2 separate regions of the Mus musculus genome follow, and region 2 is linked to region 1. A link is a contact called in ENCODE Hi-C data. All regions are on one chromosome and are shown on one strand. The core of a region is the stretch at or near the end of the contact, and the rest is flanking DNA. Distances in the headings are between cores, read along the strand shown.

What was found. A loop is a pair of places that touch in the nucleus more often than their neighbours do.
Region 2: a map of T-helper 17 cell shows a loop between it and region 1 (3-fold over the local background). The contact joins the promoter of Sft2d2 here to the enhancer-like site in region 1. A Hi-C loop is called at or near these places in 1 of 37 maps with a recorded cell type or tissue (T-helper 17 cell).

Annotation. Positions count from the first base shown.
Region 1 is chr1:164,985,494-164,991,759 of GRCm38, reverse strand. No RefSeq gene overlaps it. Among named protein-coding and RNA genes, the nearest start is that of 1700029M03Rik, 28 kb to the right of the region's middle. Within about 2 kb of position 3,418, at least 1 of the 3 ENCODE cell types and tissues checked has a DNase peak (open chromatin) inside an H3K27ac peak, as active enhancers do.
Region 2 is chr1:165,189,739-165,196,120 of GRCm38, reverse strand. It overlaps Sft2d2 (SFT2 domain containing 2), which reads left to right and starts at 1,688. Exons shown (of 8, transcript NM_145512.4): 1 at 1,688-1,881. The coding sequence starts at 1,819.

The sequences.
Region 1 (6,266 bases), core at 2,169-4,668:
TTCTCAGTTTTCAGATTTTTTTTTTTAAATCTTCTTTTAGCCAGGCGTGGTGGCACACACCTTTAATCTCAGCACTTGGGAGGTGCTTCTCTGCCATTCAGTATTCCTCAGGTGAGAATTCTTTGTTTAGCTCTGAGCCCCATTTTTAATGGGGTTATTTGATTTTCTGGAGTCCACCTTCTTGAGTTCTTTATATATATTGCATATTAGTCCCCTATCTGATTTAGGATAGGTAAAGATCCTTTCCCAATTTGTTGGTGGCCTTTTTGGCTTATTGATGGTGTCTTTTGCCTTATAGAAACTTTGCAATTTTATGAGGTCTCATTTGTCGATTCTTGATCTTACAGCACAAGCCATTGTTGTTCTATTCAGGAATTTTTCCCCTGTGCCCATATCTTCGAGGCTTTTCCCCACTTTCTCCTCTATAAGTTTCACTGTCTCTGGTTTTATTGGAGTTCCTTGATCCACTTAGATTTGACCTTAGTACAAGGAGATAGGAATGGATCAATTCACATTCTTCTACATGATAACAGCCAGTTGTGCCAGCACCATTTGTTGAAAATGCTGTCTTTTTTCCACTGGATGGTTTTAGCTCCCTTGTCAAAGATCCAGTGACCATAGGTGTGTGGGTTTATTTCTGGGTCTTCAATTCTATTCCATTGGTCTACTTGTCTGTCGCTATACCAGTACCATGTAGTTTTTATCACAATTGCTCTGTAGTTCAGGCATGGTGATTCCACCAGAGGTTCTAACATTGTTCTTATATAACACTTTCTATATGTCAGGCACAACTATGTGGGTCTCTTGAGCAACACACACGATCCTAACTATTTTATTGTACATGACATTTAAAGAATTGAAGGTAAGGATTTGTTTAAAAAGCTTCTCAGAGTCTCCTAGCCAACAAGACCAGGCCTCAAATCCTAGCAGCCAGATCCCTGTCTCTGTGTTCTTTATCAACTCACTAAGCTGTCTCATTAAATGGAATGAACATCAACTTTAAAAGTTGGGTTAAACTTCTGGCTTTGTTCCTTAGGGTTCTTGTGATCTCAGTGGAGTAGGAGTGGCCTGGGCCTCCATTTACTGTCTTTTAAGCAGGGTGAGCAAATCCCTCCTGAACATGGTTCCAGAAGGACAGAATGAGTATGCATTGTAGCATGCTCGATTCTCATTCTCCCTTTCACATAGAGCAGGATAAGAGAGGTCATCCCAAGGCTTGCTACAGTCCCCGTGAGCCCCATTGTTGACTTTGGGTGTGCCATCTGGTTATTATCACCCAGACAGTAACTCCACCAGAAATCACTTTCTCAAATGTACCCAGCAGAGAACTGGCCCCAGCTCCTTACCACAGCACCACTGCTATGTCTAAGTCACTTCAGAGGAAGAGCTGGCATTTTCCACCCACTTGCTCCCAGACCAATTTGGTGTACTGCTGAAGCCAGCATAGTGAGCACACCTTTAATCCTAGCACCCTGAAGGCAGAGGCAGGTGGATCTCTGAGGCCTTCCTGGTCTACAGGATGAGTTGCAGGACGCTCAGGGCTACACAGAAATACCCTGATCACAAACGAACAACAGAACACACAAACAACAAAAGACAGAGTGCCCCAGTGCCTGGAAAGCCCAATCTGTTAAGTCTTACTGCATTTTTACTAGCTATTTTCCTTTCTGTTTGTCATGTACATGACACCTTCAGCAGCAGAGAGATTTGGCTGGGGGTGGTAGCAGGCCAGGGAGGGGGTGTAGTGGCCTGGGTCTTTTCAGCTGGAAAGCCCAGCACAGACCAAGGTGAGGCACAGTCATCTCTCCCCAGCTCATGGCTCAGGGTACTGCTCAGCACAGTGATGGCTCTCAGAGCCTACGCTCAAGTTTTACTTCTCTGGGTTTTACAACTTCTTAAAGAAATGCTACAGATATATATATACACACACACATACATATACATATATTTAAAACTCTAAAGGCCAAGTTCAAGTCCCAGGGTGTCTCTGTGGAGTTTCCCCGTTCCTCTTTAACATAAACAACTCATTTGACTCCACTGTGTGCTGCTTGATTTTCAGTTCTTCACCTGACTGTTAGGGCTGTCAGTCACAAGCTCTTTTTCCAGTCTTTGCTGAAGACAAGATCTTTCACTGTTACATGGCTGATTAATGTTACTCTATGACTATAAAGGGGAATGTATGTGTCTGCCTGTCATTGTGCTTTCTTGTAATTAGTGTTGTTCCAGAACTTTCTGTTTATTTCAGAGACACTTCACTAGGCACTTCCGGTGATGTTCAATGCATTGGATTTGAGTTTCCTTGATGGTCTTTTTCTCCCATTTCATCAAACATGAAGACGATCTTGCAGAAGGAACAAAATGGGGAGCAGATAGATTTTCATTTGTTGCTAAAAAATGCACTGCAGTGACCCTGGGCCAATGGCTCACTATCTACAGTCTTAGTTTTCTGTCAGTAAATGAGACAATGATATGCAGACTTCAGCTCACATAACACTTTTGTATGAGCTGGAAACTCAATACTTTTGGCCTGTGCGACTGTAGCTTGGCAAACTGAATGTGGGTTTGATTTGACTCTCTTGTTGGCTCCCTCAGCTGGCACATCCTGCAAGATCATTCCAGGCAGCCCTTAAAGGACCTTCCTCACAGGGCTGGCATGAGGCTCTATGGGGCTGGTTATGGGAAGAACCATGCCACTTAGACTGCACACCCATTTTTCCTCTTGCTCTATCACTCTATCTGCTTCTGCTTATCCCAAGTTCTTCAGCCTACACTGGAGAACATCACAGACAACACAGAATCATTACCAAAGCACTCCCTGGGTCCCCTTTTGTATCCCTCCTTCTAGAGCCTTTCTTCCCCTGTTCTCGAAAGAAGTTGATCTCAGCAGTAGAAACATCATCTTTTAATTAGAGACTAACAGATCTCGGATCATAGAGAGTTGATGTATATTAACACATGCATTTTAACACACAGGTATGTGTTAATATACAAACATGTTAATACACACGGGAGATTATTGGAAAATATAGACTAATTTCCTGGCCACAGGGGGTCTTGCTTTTTCTGAGACATAAGGCAGAACCAGAGATCCTCAGAAGGGCTGTTATATTACTGGATACAAAAGGGGCTCCTAGTACCATTAGACACACACAGCATTTTTATAATCCTACCCATAACAGACAAAAATAAACCAACATGCTTTAAACCAAGGAATACACATATACCATTTCCTTTGTATGTTTAATCCTGAGGCCTACACAGGCCTGATTTGTGGTTTGTGTTCCTCCCTCCCCTTTCCTAAGAGAACATTTAGGATTGTTCACACGTCCTAAAGCCCTCATTTGCATAATTTAGCAGAACAGAGCGTGGGAGGAGAGCAAATGCTAATTTCATTCTAGAGACTTGATGTGCCCTGGATCCCAAGCAGGTGCCACAGAGAAGCACATGGTGACCGAGGTTTCAACATGCTAGGATTTCCCAGCCTCAGCAGAATCTTGGCTTGGTGGCTTTAGAGGATAGCTAGTGGAGGAGACTGTAGAATCTTCTCCTATGGTGACAGATATAGGTTAGAGAACTGGAATTTTAGATGTTGAGTAGCCCAGAGGACAAAGTAAATTGAGATCAGAGCTCAGTCTTACTCATTGTGGTTAAATTTGGATTATATTCTTGTTAGTCTTTTGTCAGCATAATAATGACTAAGTGCTGGGTCAGGAAGGTAGGTGGCCTATATCTGTATTTTTTTTTACCATAGACCTCTTGCTGTAAGAACAAGGGCCAATTATATTTTGACATCAGAGATTCCTTTTCAGTAAAGTGTGGGTAGCTATGGTACCCACTTCATCAGATTAAGAGAAGGACCGGATGAAATGATGGTGTTCTAGAGCATGCTGAAGAAATATTCATAGGTGTTAGCCGGCTAGTGCTTCAGAACTGATGGGGACAGGCAAAGGGATTCTCTTCTGACCTGAGGAAACCGTTTCATTTGAAACGCAGTATTTTGTTAAATGTGTTGTTTGGCATTGTGGAGAGTCCTTGGCATGGCAGTATTGCTGGGGTGTAAGTTTGTGGATCTAATTCAAGTCTTTAGTCTTGAATCCAGAGACCTGGCAAGTAGCACTGATTCTGTCTTTACTAGACTAAAACTCTGGGCACTTCATCTAATAAGAAGTCTTTACCTCAGTTCCCTAATCTGTAAAGCAAAAGGATTGGTGAGATTAGCTTAGATTCTTTCCAGCCATAAAGCTGCAGGGTTGTTTGTTTTTTGTTTTGTTTTGTTTTGTTTTTTAATGTTTGTTTCCACTCAGTGTTTTTGGCTCAAGAAAAAGGTCAACTTGAGTTCAGAGGAAGGTTTTTGTGTCTTGGTCAGAGCTGGAAGTCCTGGTTGTGGTGCTTCTCGACTTGGATCATATTTGTTTCAGTAAATTGAAATGGAGTAAATTGAGGCAGCGAAGTTAAAGGTTCTATTAGCTTAAGCTTGTACATCTTTGCCTAAGGCTTGCCAGGCAGTCAGACGAGTGTTGCGACTCATTCTGTACCAAAGCTGGAAGCCTGGGTGCATGTCCTTACTGTTACCTTGCCTCTCTTGTTTCCTAGCTCCCTGCGAGTTCTAAGCATTAGAGAGCCAATTCCAGTCATTTAATCTGACTTGAAACTTCATTATTTGGAACATTGCATTAGTGATACTTAATCTCCATTCTGAAGGCCCTGGTGTTTAGTCTGAGGAAATAAAACTAGTCTGTGTGAAAAGTAATCCATACATAAGAATTTCCTATAAAACAGAAATGATGTACTGAGTATGTGAGTAGGGTGAACTAGACATAGCCTGTGAGGCCCGTGAGTCATTTATGATTAGAAACTTCTCCACTCCAGTCAACTAGTCCCCAGAGAAGCCATGACCATATTTAGATTTGTGAAGAGGTGAGTGGTGTTTGATCTTGTTTTGCAGTGTAAGGTTACTCCAGAGGAAGACATTGCACGCAGCACTAATATGTGTCTTTCTAAGCCCTTCCCCTGGGCAATGCCAAATGATCTATTCCAAGTTCCCACTAAGAGCCAATTAGGCTAAAACTGGCAGCCCAGAAACCACGAAGTTGATTGTGAGGTGTATTAGGGATCATTCATTCCTCTTGGATTCCAGATTGAATTAGTTTTCTTTCTTCTTGCTGTGATAAAGGATTGGACCAAAATACCTTAAGAAATGAGGAGTGTATTTTGGCTCACAGTCAAGAGGGACAGAGTCCATCGTGACAGGGAAAGCATGGCAGCAATGGAGGGAGGTGATTGGTGACACTGAGTCCTCAGTCAGGAAGCTGAGAGGGATGGATGAGGGTGCCCCACTTGTATCTTCTTATTTCTTCAACTGAAATTCCAGCCAATGGGATGCTGCTGCCGACACTCATTGTAGGTCTTCCTTCTTCAGCTAAATCTCTCTGAAAATGCCTTTATAGATGTGGAGAGCCGTGCCGTGAGCAATCGCCATTATAAGATGGCGCTGGCTTCCACTGCGCCTAACTAGTAAACAAGTCTTATGCGCAAGTGCAAGAGTAAATCCACACCCAGTCACTGCCCATATCGGGGCGTAGTAATGGGGTGATGGGTGAGCAACTAATCAGGTGCTGTGCTGTCACGCCACATCAGGTGCTGAAACGTCACGCTGCGGGCTATCTAAGCAGCACCATTTTCCAGGTTTGGGGTCTTCCTTATGTTGAAGCAATAAAAGCTTTGCCGTAGAAGGATCCGGTTGTCCGAGTGAATTCTTGCCGGCGAGATACTAGCTCAGGCAAGAAGTGGCGCTGAGAAACCCGGGAATTTATCATCACTAGGCGCTGATAGGAGACCCCCGTTTCACGGGGCGGGTTCAGAACTACGGGACACTTTACAGCTCTGCAAGGTACGTACAGTCTTGAAATTTCTCCAGAGTTAGACGCCCTTTTCATTGTTTTCACGGCGATTAGATTATTCCTTTCCTTTCGGTTTCATTTTGCTTCCACTGGTGGTATTGCTGACTGGTTCTCAGTCGCGGTCAGGCCTGGACAGCAACCAGTATTGTTGACTGGTTCTCAGTCGCGGTCAGGCCTGGACAGTGACCAGTATTGCTGACTGGTTCTCAGTCGCGGTCACGCCTGGACAGTGACCAGTATGGGGATCTCCCACTCTGTGGTGACCGCCTTACGGTCGGTCCTGAAGCAGCGTGGCTTGAAAGTCGCCACCAAGACACTAGAAGGCTTTGTAAAAGAGGTAGATTGCATAGCACCGTGGTTTGCATG
Region 2 (6,382 bases), core at 439-2,938, 210 kb before region 1:
TGCTAATAAATTAAATTGCTAAATAATAATAGTAATAATAATAATAATAATAATGGAGTTGAAAGTTTATGCCTTTTGGAACTGCAATTTTGACAGAGGTGCTTTTTGTAATCCAGAGATGCTGGTGTTCTGTGCTTTAGCATCAGTATCATGAATCTTGTGAGTTCTGCCTAAACCTCCATGTAGAGACATTTAAGAACAATGTCACATGATCCAATATCCCTCAACCTTTGTGTGCTCTGTTATGAACACTACTGATCTGAGTGTCTCTTAACCACTGAGTCATCTCTCCAACCCGAGAGTTCTACATCTTGATCTAAAGACAGCAGGAGACTATGTACCACAGTAGGCAGAGCTTGAGCATAGGAGCCGTCAAAGCATAGGAGACCTTCCCCCACAGTGACACACTTCCTCTAACAAGGCCACAACTACTCCAACAAGACCACACCTCCTAGTAGTACCATTCCCTATGGGCCAAGTGTTTACACATGAGCCTGTGGGGGCCAGTTCTATCACCTCACCACAGGTGGCTGGAAAAGCCATCAGGCTAGGAGAGAACAAGGACAGCTTCTACTAAATGCTATTTAAATTCCCCTCTGCTCCAGACCTGTCTATACAGTCATGCTTGCTTTCCACAGTCACGTTTGGAAGCCATTGTGCTCACTCTACAGAGGAAATCAGCTGGGGACCAGAAAGGCTAAGGAGCTTCTAGCTCAAGGCCTCCTAAGTGGCAAATGACAGAGCTAGAGTGGATCTTTCAGGACACAGCCTTTGCACTGTGCTCTGATGTTTGACGTCTTACAGAGAGGTGTAAGGACTCACTGGAAAATGTGGCAGGTAAGAGGAGTCCCTGCAGAGGCAGCAGCAGCTGGTCTTATGTTTTTATGTTTTTATACAAGTGAAGAAGGACGCTGGAGACCTCACATGAAAATATGTGGGAGGTAAAGTGACCTAGGGGGTGTTTCTGAAGTTCCTCTGTGGTCTCCTTTCCCTTTTTTGGGAAGCAGGGACAGTGGTGGAAACTGAACCCAAAGCCTTGCATATGCTAGGCAAGCATTCTCTCACTGAGCTACACCTTGGTCTCAGTGCCTTTTCTGAACTAGTTTAATCTTAACATAGGTGTTCCAGATATCTCTGGCCACCAGTGTGCAAGGTGAGCAAATTTCTGTCCTGTCTGGAAGAGCCCATGACTTCATATGGATTCTGCTTCATAGCCTCAGTAGTGCTGCAGACTGATTGAAGTAAAGCATTTACCAAACACGAAAATATTGATTCTTCTCACCACTTGCCATCTGTTCAGGTGTTGCCCAAGTCATATCTCCCGAGCCATTTCCCCTAGGGATGACGTAGGAATTGCTGCTTTTAAGAATACACAGGGTTGTACTGCTCCAGCCTGTTGCACACTGATTTGTTCTACTTAACGTGGGAAATATATATTTTTATAGATCTGCGGTGTACAACCACCAGCGGATTAACTTCAGCATCCATGGGTAAGTTTGCGAAAGGCCTGCGTTGTTCCAGGCCCTGGCACATGGTGGTGCTGGGCGCTGGAACGAATCCGTGAAGCCCGGGCGCGCAGCCAGCTTCCGGGTTAGGTATCGCCTGGCCGACTTCACCCCGACTCTCTCGGCCCCGCCCCGGGTGACCCCAAGGAGCTCGTTCAGGGGGCGTGGCTGGCGCGGGGCATGCCGGGCGGGCAGGTGGGCAGGTGCCTGGGCGGGGCGCGCCGTGGTTGGCAGCGGGCGGAGGGGCGGCGGCTGCGCACCCCGAAGAGTGGTAGGCGGAGCGAACGCCAAAGGCGGCGGTCGGGACCCTGACATGGACAAGCTGAAGAAAGTTCTGAGCGGCCAGGACACCGAGGACCGCAGCGGTCTGTCCGAGGTGCGTGCACCGGGGGAGTTGGCATTTCTTGGACAGCTGCCCTGCTGTCCTCCGGCCCGCCGCGCCGAGCTCTGCCGGGACACAGCCACAGGTGGCAGCGCGAGCTTTGTGGAAGGCGTGGCTCCCGAACCCTCTCCAACCTTCCCTCCGAAGGGCTTGAGGCTCTGAAGCAAGACCTCAGAAATCTGTGGAGTGGGAGTGTGGATCCCGGGGCCTCCTGGAATCCGGGCCCCGAGCCCCATCCCAGCCGGACCGGCCAGGGAGAGAGAGCCCTTTGGAGTTGGGCGAGGCCGGCGGCCTTCGTGGAAGGATCCACCGCCGGATCGCGGACTAGTTTAGGTTGTGGGGTGTGAGAGCCAGACCTTATGCGTTCTGCTTTGTAATTGTAAAACTCCGTGAACGCCTGATAACAGGGACTTACCAGGTCTCCGAATCTCCAGGGCTACTTTCTAAACTATAGATTCTCACCACGCTCGGAGACTGCCAGTGTGTTTGTTTTGTTAGTAGGGCTTTGATGGCTCTGAAACTTGACCACAAAAGTCCTGTGCTCCAGAGCCACTCAGAATGTCATATTTTGGGTGCTTTGGAAGTTTGTTTACATTTCCTTTCTTGATTGAAGACAGAATTACGTTTTACTTGATGTATCCTTAGCCCCGGTTTCCCCTTCTGAGAAAGAAGGGTGTTGAACGAGATGCAATAGCCCCTTTTCCTTGGAAATTGGAGTTCCTCTTTAGTGTTTACTTGACTTTCTTGTGGTTTCCCCAACATTCTGCGCTCACTTCTGTGGTTGATTTTGTTCTGAGTTTTGTCTTTGCAAAAAAACAAAACAAAACACAACTGCATCTCAAAGAGAATAAATTATTTTGAAGCCAAATACGAGTGACCATGGCCCCAGGACAGATTCAGGTTTCTGCAAACTCAGTGTTCCAACATGATAACAGTTTGATAAGTTCTTAGAGTAACAGAACAAATTAACAAATTAAGGTACTTTTCAGAAGCATTAGTGGAAGCGGTAAGCAGGCAGTTAGGGCAGTGTGGAGGAATCTCAGCTGTGGCTCCCAGAGGCTGCCTGATAGCATTCGAAAACCTTGTTAAGATAATAAATTCCAAGGTGTTTTTCCCTAGCAGTTTCCGGGAGGTTAGTCACTGTTACATCAGACACAGGTGGGCAAGAAAGAACTGCTTCCTGGGGACTAAAGATAACCCAAGGGCAGTTGCAATTAGGCTCAGTAGCTGCAACTTTCCAATCTCTGCATGATCGTTAAAATTCAAATTAGTGATTTTCATGTTTTAATTTTTTCATTTTTAAAAAAAATTTCTGGCTTCTTGTGAACTTTCATATGAGAAGCTCCCTCCCCCCCACAAAAAGCCCCAAGATTTAGTTGACCGTCGCTGTCATGTAAAGATAAGCTCTGTAGAAGGAACAGGCTGTTGTACAAAGTTGGGGTCTTAAAGGAGACTGGCGGAGGGTACGGTGTTGACAGTGAGGTGGTGGTCATCTTCGGGAGTGAATAGTGTAGCGCCATTTGAAAACAAACTGCCTAGTTGTCCCCCCACCCCTTCCTAAATGGAAGGGCTTTGATCTCCACTTACACTTAGGCATATGTTACATCTATTTTAAAAAGACTGTGGCTTCACTCTTGTTTGAAAATATTCTCAGCGGGGCAGTGGTGGTGCATGCCTTTAATCCCAGCACTCTCGGATTTCTGAGTTCGGGGCCAGCCTGGTCTACAAAGTGAGTTCCAGGACAGCCAGGCTACGCAGAGAAACCCTGTCTCGAAAAACCAAAAAAAAAAAAAAAAAAAAAAAAAAAAAAAGAAAGGAAATATTCTGTTTCCTCTTTCTTAGTGCGATTCCTGTTGTGCATCATTGTGTGGCATTTCCAGGGCTTGAACCCCAGGAAATAGTCTGTAGCCAATAGGGTTCCTCTTGGGGATGTTTTGGCTTGGTAATCACCTACTAGGGCCTGCCTCCCTTTAAGTACTCATTAGTGTGGTCACACTTTCCATGGTTTTGAGCCTGGAAAAACTGAAGGCTCCTGTGGTTCTGTGGTTAAATTCCGTCTTCAAGTCTTTTTCAGTTATATAACCTGTAAGAGGTTCCCAGAAAAGTTAAAAAATTTTTTTTCTAATTTATTTTAGTTGCCAACCGAAAAAGTGTGAGTACTTCTGTCTTCTGTCCCTCCTCGGTAGCTGTAAAGTTGGCAGGACTCATACACACGAACAGCCTTACGATCCGAGTCTTCTGACACTCGTCTTCCTAATCACATTCAAGGCCTGGTTTCAGTGGAGTCCTTTCTGGAAGAATAGGCTTTCTGTTTTCTGGAAGGGTTCTTGGGACAAGGAAGGTCGGAGGGTGTCTGATCATACCTCTCAGGGATAAAACAGCGTTCCTCTCTTACCGGCTGCCAGTCTCGCCTCCCTGGGCAGTCCTGAACTATAGCTCTTGGCAGGAGTCTCTCTTCCTTCTGCATCCTGGAGTCAAAAGAACCTTTGTGCATGACCGCCAGTCCGACAGCTTGTGATTACGTTCCCTACGCGTTCTATCTAGGTACTATTTTAGCCGTTTTGATTTTTGAAAAAGCTCTGTGCTAGCAGGGTTGCCAGAAACAACAGCTTAGAGAGAGGTTTTTTCCATCAAGTGAATTCGCTTTCAAAAATTGACAAAAAGTACTTTCCTTTCACGGAGTCTACTTAGAAGAAGTGGAACAAAAGCTTTATCCTCTTCCCCTGACGGAACACAGATAGAGTGGGAAACATGGTGGTGAATTATCCCTGTTCCCTATCCTGTGCCCTGTCCCCACTAAAGAACAGGTTGCATTTGGACGATCGTTTAGGTTGTTTTGAGACTTTGTTGAGCCTAAGTGTTACTCTTGTCTGACGGTAGAAAGCAGAGCCATACTTTTTGGCAGAAATGCTTTCTCTTGCCGGTGATTTTATTTTATTTAATTTGTATTTTTTTTCTAGACAGGGTTTCTCTCTGTATCCCTGGCTGTTTTAGGACTTGCTCTATAGAGCAGGCTGGCCTCGAACTGAGAGATCCGTCTGCCTCTGCCTCCTGATGGGATTGCTTGCTGCTACCACCACCACCACCACCACCCCTACTGTCCATTTAAAGGGCCACTGCTAGTCTCCAAGTCAGTTGGGAATCAAACTGTGGTCTCCCACATGACAGGTGGGGGTACTCATCACTATGGTAACAGGATGACTCATGTCGGTGATTTTAATGTCTTCAGAGGCATGACTGTCACTGTCTTGCTTAGATTCTGGAATGTTATGAGTGCCAAGGCGAGTTCAACGTTGATACTTTTCAGTTTATCCCTAAACAGAAAAAGGTTCAACTTCCTGGGTGTGGGTGTGGGTGTGGATGCTGGTGATGCTCAGATGCTCATTCACTCCTCTGAAACTCCTCCTCTCCTTATACGGCGTGGCTGTTTCCACCATGCAGGACTGGGAAGAGTGGGCGCTGTTCCTTTCCTTCTGCTCTTGGTGGGAGAGTAATTACATGAGTTAGTCAGAAGAGGTCTAACTTGATTGTCTAGGGCCCTGTCAAGCCTGGTAGCAGCATCCATGGATACTTTAGAGCCAGGGAAGTTGGAGAAACAAGACTCTTCTAGGTGGACAAGTAGCCTCTGCTTAGAAACACGGGGCTCTGCTGTCGGGTCCTAACATGGTGCATGGTGGTACATGCCCTTCTTTATATATATGTACGTACACACACACACACACCACACACACACACACGGAGAGAGTTATAATTACATCGTTTCCCCCTTCCCTTTCTCCCTCGAAACCTTTTTGTGTATCTACCACCAGCTTGCTCCCTTTCAGATTCATGGCCTCTTTCTTTTGTTGTTACTGTTCTTATGTTGCTGTTGTTGTTACCGGATGGTGGTGCTGGTGGCCATGGTGTGTGCGAGTGTGTGTGTGTGTTACCACCTGCTCAGCCTGCATAATGTTACTTGTGTATTTTCAGCTGATCACTTGGTATTAGATAACCAGTTGAGTGCTCCCTGGGGAAGACGGTTCACCTGCTCCTAGCATTCCATAGTTGCCTGTGGTTGTCTAGGGTTGAGGCCTCTTTAAGTCCCCCCCGCCCCCTGTCCTCTTTAGCATGTCTATTGATGCCCCTTGTCCAGGTCGTGTTTAGGCAGCCTTGTTAGTGGGACTTCAAGGGTGTAGCTCCTGACATTTCTAGAAGACATAATCTTACAGCAGCCTGCCTGTTCCCCTGGCTCTTAAAGTTTTTCTGCCCCTTCTTCTGCAATGACCCCTGAACCATAGGTGCTGGAGCTCTGTTGTAGAGCTATCAGATGGGACTGGGCTCTACATCTCTGTATTTTGATTGGTTTTGTTTTTTTTGTCATGGTCTCTTTAGCAAAGAGAGGTTTCTTTGAGGAGGGGTGAGTACTACACTTACCTGTGGGATAAGGACAAATATTTGGAATGTAGTTAGGGATTGTGTAGCACACCCCCTTTCTGAGGTGCTAGAGATGGAACCC